Regions from separate parts of the Mus musculus genome. Here region 1 is linked to region 2. The links are chromatin contacts, found by Hi-C or POLR2A ChIA-PET in ENCODE. All regions are on one chromosome and are shown on one strand. The core of a region is the stretch at or near the end of the contact, and the rest is flanking DNA. Distances in the headings are between cores, read along the strand shown.

The links. A loop is a pair of places that touch in the nucleus more often than their neighbours do. ChIA-PET counts read pairs that join two places held with the same protein, here RNA polymerase II (POLR2A).
Region 1: POLR2A ChIA-PET joins it to region 2 with 20 read pairs in embryonic stem cell. The contact joins the promoter of Cmtm7 here to the promoter of Cmtm6 in region 2. A Hi-C loop is called at or near these places in 1 of 37 maps with a recorded cell type or tissue (T-helper 2 cell). POLR2A ChIA-PET finds 5 or more read pairs at or near these places in 4 of 5 experiments (Patski and embryonic stem cell).

What each region holds. Positions count from the first base shown.
Region 1 is chr9:114,780,672-114,784,464 of GRCm38, forward strand. It overlaps Cmtm7 (CKLF-like MARVEL transmembrane domain containing 7), which reads right to left and starts at 1,322. Exons shown (of 5, transcript NM_133978.2): 1 at 997-1,322. The coding sequence starts at 1,131. It overlaps Gm9888 (a long non-coding RNA gene), which reads left to right. Exons shown (of 3, transcript XR_003948087.1): 3 at 627-1,001.
Region 2 is chr9:114,729,594-114,733,650 of GRCm38, forward strand. It overlaps Cmtm6 (CKLF-like MARVEL transmembrane domain containing 6), which reads left to right and starts at 1,610. Exons shown (of 4, transcript NM_026036.3): 1 at 1,610-1,780. The coding sequence starts at 1,643.

The DNA of each region.
Region 1 (3,793 bases), core at 72-2,571, 51 kb after region 2:
AGGCACCCTTCTCAGGAGAGGCGGAACGTCTTCCTCCCACCTTTCTACACTCTAGGCATCCAAAATAACGGTTATGGAAGGCACAAAGCTCTGGCCCTGTACCAGCCCCGGGGGGGGGGGGTCGGGGAGGGGGGAGGCTGCTCCAGCTTCGCTGGCAGGTCCCAGCTTCCGGGTCTGTGACCTTGCACTGGGGTCCCTACATCTCTCCGCAGCTTTCTACAAACCACCACTCCCCTCTCCACCCATGATAAGTAGGGAATTCAAACGGCCCAGCCCAGTTTCAAAACACACCACACAAACAGAAAAGGTATTGTAGACGAGACATTTGCACAGAGGTTGAAAAACAAAAACGGGAGGGAAAAAAGAAGGGTGGGTAGAGAGCGAACAGGATCAGGCCTGGTAAACTTCTGGTCGGGCCAGAAGCTTTTGTGCAGCTCTGGTCACAGTAACAGCCGGCTGCTCGCCTTGCCCTGCCTGGCTCCAAGCGAGCACCAGAAGCCCCCTAGCCACAAGCCTGCCTAGTTAACCTAGTTAACTAGTTCTGCCTTCTGAGGCGCCTCGGAAGGCTGACAGGGCGCAGGGGACCTGGCGATGGTCTGAAAGGCGGCGCTTCTCCCGATCCCCAGCAGAGATTCGAAAGTCAAGCCGAGCCCTCTTGTCGCCGAGCTCTACCCTCTCGGGCGGGAGCCCGTGCGCGGCCTGGAGATGGCAGGGGATAGCAGGAGACTCTCCCTCCCCCAGCCCGGGTGCGAGACGTGCGGCCTGGAGAAGAGGAAGGAAGACGAGGAGGAACTCGCACCCCGGGTTTCGGTGGGGAAGTGAGCTGGGCCCGGTAGGGAGGCAGCTGGAGAAGTGAGGGGGCCAGGGATCCTGTCGGCTGTTCCCGGAACTTTCTAGGGGGACACTGGGGCATCAAAGGGGCGCGCGGTGCTCCCAAGGTCCGGGCCAGGTGCAGCCCCGTGTACGGGTCCCCAGGTTCCACTCCACTCTTCTTACCATCTGCGCCACTTTGAACAGGGCGCCGTGGGTGAGCGGGTACACCCGGTCCAGCAGTCCCTCCGAGGGCTGGCCTGGCCCCAGCGCGCCGCCGCTGCTGCACGTGGTCCGGACGAGCCCCGATCCATGAGACATCGCGCGACCCAGCCCGGGCTGGCCGCCTCCGAGGCCCGGGGACCTCTGGCCGGTGAAGCTGGGACGGGACGGGGCGGAGCCTCAGGGGCGGGGCGCACGGCTCCCTCTTCCCAGCTGCGGCCGGACCCGGAGAGGACTCGGGAGCAGATGCCCCGCAAGCCCCTGCCCTCTAGACACGCGGAAGTTGGACTGGCGTGGGCAGGAAACCGGACGCCTGGGGCCCTGGCCTCTCCCAGGAGCGCACCGCCCAGGTCACAGCTGGTGATGAGCCTCCAGGGATTTTTTGTGTGGGTGCGGCTGCTACTAGGTACTGACACGAGTAGGGGGAAATGCCCTGAGCATACCGTGCTGCGCTGTTCATTTCTGCTTCTGTGTGTGTGCACGGGGCACGCACCTGTGCCACCATCACCTACAGCAATAAAAACAGGTCCATCGCCTCAGGACCTTCCTCCCCCACCCTCCCACCATTCTGCTTTCTTTCTTATTATTTTTTTTTGTTGTTGTTATTTTTGCCTTTTTTTCTTTCTTTCTAAAAACATACTCTCTCTTGCCAGAGTTGGGTAGCACTTATTTTTAATTCCAGCACTAGGAAGGCAGAGGCAGGAGGATCTCTGTGAGTTCGAGGTCAACCTAGTCTACATAGTGAGCCCCAGGACAGCCAGGACTACACAGAGAGATCCTGCCTCAAAAACAAACAAAACAAACAAACAAGCCAGGCTCTCAGTGTGTACCACTGGCTAACCTGGAACTCCTGTATAAACCCAGCTAGCCTCAAACTCGCAGGTATTCTCCTTGCCTCTGCTTCCCGGGTGCTGGAATGATACCATACCCAACCGAGGTGACTCTAGGCACTGTCAAAGTCGACAGTTAAAGCTAATCAGGACACCACTCTCAGCATCGCAGTACATCTTTTTAAGTATGTATGTGTGTGTGTGTGTGTGTGTGTGTGTGTGTGTGTGTATACAGAGGCCAGTGGAGGATGTCTAGTGTCCTGCTCTGTCACTCTGTCTACCTTACTCTTCGGTGAAGAGAGATTCGTCTATCTCAGGACATAGAAAATGTCTGATAAAAGCAGCCTAAGAAAAGAGGAGAGATTCTTTTGTCTCATGATGGAATGTTTACTTTTCTTTTCCTGGTCTGTTATTGGACCTGGGGTGAATAGAAGTTTGTTTGTCTCAGTGTTAGAAGTCAAACAACACCAGGTTAGTCCTAATTTATGCTCCCTGCCCACACGCAGGGTTTCTCTGTATATTACTGGCTGTCCTGGAACTCACTCTGGAATCCAGGCTGGCCTCAAACTCAGAGATCTGTCTGCCTCTGCCTCCCCAGTACTGGGGTTAAAAGCGTGTGCCACTACTGCCTAAGACTTTTTTTTTTAAATAGATTCTTTGATTTTTTTTTTAACTTAGTGAATTTATTTTATGTGTATGGGTGTTCTGCCCACATCTAGCTCTGTGCGCCATGTGTGTGCCGGGTGCCTGCAGAAGCCAGAAGAAATTACAAAGCTGGAGTTACAGTTTTAAGTTGCCATGTGCAGGCTGGGAATTGAACTTGGGTTCTCTGGAAGAGCAGCTGGTGCTCTTAATCATTCAATGAGTCATCTCTCCAGTCCAAGGAAGACTTTTTTGTTTTGATAGTCAACAAGATTGAAGCCTCATCAAAAGTTAAAATGGCCAGAGATCAGACTATACATTTTGCTAATATGCTCAGCCAAAATGGTTACCCCTTATAACGCCAAAAACCCCACAGTCTCCTCTTCTCTCATGTATTCTAAGTACCTACCTTTGCATAGGTCCCAGCTTACAGCATCAACCGTATCAGATGTATCAAACCTTCCCTGCCCATGACAGTGTCCTGCTTACAGGTCACTTTTTGTGTACTTGCCTTTGAGACACGGTCTCACTAAGTATCCCTGGCTGTCCTGGAACTCGGTAGGAAGACCAACCTGGCCTTGAACTCACAGAGATCCACATGCCTCTGCCTCCGAGTGCTGGGATTAAAGGTGTGCACCATCTGTATGTTGTTTATTTTAAAGTTGTCAGACTCAAGGCTGTGCAGGCAAGCTTGGCTGTGAGCAATTTTCTACTCTAAACTTCTAGTTTGGGCAGGAGAGGGTGGGTGGGTAACTGAGCAGGGTTTGGTTGCAGGTGACAGCTAGACCAGCAGGCATTAGCAGGAGCCTGATTTTTAAAAATTATTTATTTATAAATTATTATTATTATTATTTTGTAGCAGGACCTAAACTGGCTCCAGGCATCTTTGAAAATGAACAGCTAGATTTCATTTCTAACAGGGCTCGTCAAGAAGGCTAGACTGGGCAGCAAGTCTCAGGGATTCTCCTGTCTCTGCCTCTGCAGTGCAGGGGTTGCAGGCCCTGCTGCCTCACCCAGCTTTCTGTGTGGGTGCAAGGATCAGAGCTCAGGTCCTCAAGTTTGTGCAGGGAGCACTTTAACTCGACGAGACGTCACCTCAACATGAGTCCTTTCTAGGTTAGCTCTTCCTGTGTGCACACGTGTGCAGTGGACACGTGTGTGCATCGTGCACACACACATGTGCTTATACCTTGGCATTACATGTTATTTTCTTTGACTTTTTCCCACTACATTAAAAAAAAAAGCCCATTTTCCCACAAAATGCCATCTTTTCCATTAAAATTAGACTA
Region 2 (4,057 bases), core at 360-2,859:
CTGCATTTCTTTTGTCCACTCATCTGTTGGCATGGTCAGTATGTTCATGTCATATATCAATATCTGACACTCTGATTAATCTTTTTGTTAATTGTCCTTTGAAATTTTCATTAATCTGCTAACTGTCCTGCCAGAAAGGATTTTCTGTCTCTGGTTGGCACGGGGCAGTAAACTTAATATCCAGATCTGGTTTTCAGTTGTACTGTAAACATCCAATGATACTGAAAAACAAGAACAGGGAAGACAGCTTAGCTGGTAAAGTGCTGGCTGCCATTGGTGATGTGAGTTCGATTCCTAGAACCCATATAAAAAGACCAATGTAGCCTGTGCTTGTAACGGCGGAGCTGGCAAGGCGGGACGCTGATCTCTGGGTCTTCTTAGCCTTTTAGCCTCACCTATCTAGTAAGCTAGGTTCAGTGAGACACACTGCCCTAAAACAGGGTAGATGGTGCCTGAGGAACATACTCAAGGTTGACTTCTGACCTCCACACTTGCACCCGCGCGAGCCTGCACCTTCATACGCGGGTGCACCCCTCCCGCCCATGAGAAGATGACTATCTGAAAGATGGAAGATAGTGAGACGTGAGAAATAAGTCAAATCTCTGTGGGAGGAGCATGGAGGGGTGCAGCTCAACGGGGGGGGGGGCGGGGGGGCGGGGCGGGGGGAGACGGGGACGGGCGCGGGGGAGGAGGGCGGTTAGCATACAGAAGGACCTCAATGTGATCTCTGGCAGTTTTAAAAAAACAAAACAGGCTGAGGGGAGGAGGAGCACGTGCCTGTAATCTCAGCACTTCAGAGACAGAGGCAGGAGGATTGTCACTAGTTGCAGACTAGTGCTGGCTATGTACATAGTTCTAGGCTAGTCTGGGCACGTGAAACCTTGGTTTTATTTCTTTTATTTTTAAATCAGACCGAAACGAAACTAAAAGACACAGATCAAGTCAGGGCGGAGAGGTGGCTCAGTAGGTAAAGGCGCCAGTTACTAAGCCTGAAAATGAATTCAATTCTCAGGAAGAAATGACTCAGAATAGTTTTCTGACCTCAGCACAACGCTCCTTCTTAGATAGGTGGATGGACGGATGGATAGATAGATCGATAGATAGATAGATTAAAAATATAGATAAAATAGATAGATTAATCAAAGTGTAATTTAAAAAATCCAAAAAACAAAAAAGCTGAAGTCCATCGAAAGCATGAAACTGTCAAGAGTTAGCCGGGCAGTGGTGGCGCAACGCCTTTAATCCCAGCACTTGGGAGGCAGAGGCAGGCAGATTTCTGAGTTCGAGGCCAGCCTGGTCTACAGAGTGAGTTCCAGGATAGCCAGGGCTACACGGAGAAACCCTGTCTCGAAAAACCAAAAATAAATAAATAAATAAAATAAAAACCCAAAAAAAGAAAGAAACTGTCGAGAGTTAACCAGAGAGCAGGAAAGGCAGAGGGGTGTGGCGAACAAGAGGCGCGGCAAACCATGGGGGCGTGGCAAAGGGAGAGAAATTCTATGGGCTGGAGCTCAGCAAGCGAGGGGGCGTGACGAGGCGTGAGGAGGGCGGAGTTGACCGGAAGCGTGGGCGGAGTCCCAGGAAGTGACGCCCCCTACCGCTCGGCCGAGAGTTTAGCTGGGTGAGCGAGTGTTTGCGGGCGATGGAGAACGGAGCGGTCTACAGTCCCACCACCGAGGCGGCCCCGGGCACTGGCAGGGGTGCGCGCAGCGGCCTGGCCGCCTACTTCGTCCTGGGCAGGCTCCCTTGGCATCGGCGCATCCTCAAAGGCTTGCAGCTGGTGAGCCTACGGCGGCGGCCGGGACCTGTGGGCTGAGGGCTGGGGTGGATGCCTCGAGGCTGCCGCTCGCTCGGCCTCCTCGTTCGGGAAGCAGCCGTTTCCACACCCCAGTTCCTTCCCTTCCTACCCGGGAAGGAGGCGTTGCCGTCCACCGCCTACCCGTGGCCCGGCCTCAGCCTCTTAAACCCTTTTTCCCTTCTCTCAGCTAGAATTCTTTCATTATCGCCCAGAATGCTTGTGTTTCAGACAACGTAGTGCTTTCTGTTTATCTTTTCTGGCTTTTGCGGTTTTCCGGGTGCTGGCCCATTAGGGCAATATAACATGTCGGATAGTTTGTGTATGTGTTTAACTTGCACAGTGAGTTTGATCAAGGCAGAGAGAGTCGAAAGGGCATCTTTCTGCTTCATGTGTGCGGGTGAGAGAACCTGAACCTGCTTCTCTTTATTTCCGCCTAGGCGTGAAACTGTAGTCATCTTTGCTATTTAAATTATGATACTCCTGCTGTGTCTCAGCTGCCAATGGGTATTAAGGTTTTTCAAGAAGACACTTTTCGGAAAACCAAATTGTTTAGAATGTTTATGGGTTTTGTTTAGTTTTGTGAGCCATTTATGCTAAAAGTGGCCCACTGCCTTTCTTGGGAAGATTTAAAATTCTCAAAACGCCGATAATCAGAACTTACATTCTTGGAACTCAGTTGACCTACTTTCCTGAAGTAGAAAGCCAGCAGTTAGAAAACTGGCGCTGCTTTTAGGTGCCAGCTTGGGGATGAGAGGAAATCATTCAGAGACAAGTGATAAGTAGATCTGGTCTTGTGTAACCCCCTACATCCTCCTAAGATGTCTGCAGTGGACACCTTTAGGTTCCGCAGGCACCTGGGTTCCCCGTCTTTGCGCATTTGCAGAACCTGTTCCTTTAACCCAGATGGGTGTGGTTTTGCCCCCACCCTTCCACCTCCTTCTTTTCCTTCTCCCTCTCTCCCCTTGTTCCTCTCTTCCTCCCCCTCTCCTTTCCATTCCTTCTCTTCCACTCTTTTTTCACAGGGTCTCAAGTCTCATGTAGTCCAGTTAACTTTAGACTCACTAATGTAGAGGATGACCTTTGAACTCCTGATACTGCTGTCTCCACAGTGCTGGGATTACAGGTGTGCTCCACCGTGCGGTCTATGTGGTGCGGAGAATTGAACCCAGGGCCTTGTGCATGCGAGGCAAGTGCTCTGCCTACTGTGCTATAGCAACAGCTCCAGATTGTGTCTCTTTTGCGCTTCTCTTTTGCCCTTCTCTGCAGTAAACACATGTGTCTAATGGAACCTTTTGAACAGAGAAATTTCTGTTTGCTCCAAGGAAGTCATCTCTATTGGTCTTCTGCATGGGTGTGCAGAACAAAATCTCTTATTTTTAGTTGCTTTTATTTCTTTTTCTAATAAGAAATGCTAAAGCCGGAGTAAAAAATTCTCATTATTATAGTTCAGCAGGCCTTAGCTCTGTGTCTTCAGAATAGGACACAACCCGAAGTTTTGCTGGTGTTTTGCAGTTGAACCATAGAGATGAGTTTGCCTTGAAAAGGTCGTTAGCTGCTCTGTGTGTATTTGCCATCATGGGAATAGAGCAAAGCACTCTGTGAAATCCGTTTGTTATGGGGAACTTGTAATGCTAAAGCATGCTTTCTTTAAATACTTTACTCCCTATACACCCCACCTCCACCCCAGGCTGGCTGTTTTGAAACTCACTCTGTAGGCTAGGCCGGCTTTGAACTCAAGAGTTCTGCCTGCCTCTGCCTCCCAAGTGCTAGGATTAAAGGCTAGTACTACCACCACTGCCCACTTTTTCATTTTTATAGTTGCCGTTTTGTTCCTGCTTTTTCTGTTTTAATACAGTCTTACTTATTAACAATAAAAATATACTACAGGGTTACTAAAGAAAGTCCCAAGAAAGCTATAGATGAGGTCTGTTTGGCCAGGCTGAGGGCTGTAGGCAAGACTTCTCCTAGTCTTTAGTTGATTTAAAGCCTAATAGAATTGCAGAGCTCTGATAAGAAAACAAGGGTGTGGAGACACCAGAATCAGAAGCAGAGGCATAGTGTGTTAACAAGGAACCTTCAAGCCTCGGGAAGTGCATTTGCAGTGTTTGTATGTGATTCGGTTATTCTGGGCCCATGAATCTTATTAGCAGGTTTTCTAAGACTGCAAAGAGAAAAGAAGCCTGTTGTGAAACAATAGACCTGGGAGAGTGGTGGTGGTGGGGCTAGGTCACCTCTAGGTTCTTTCCACCCTTAGATCTC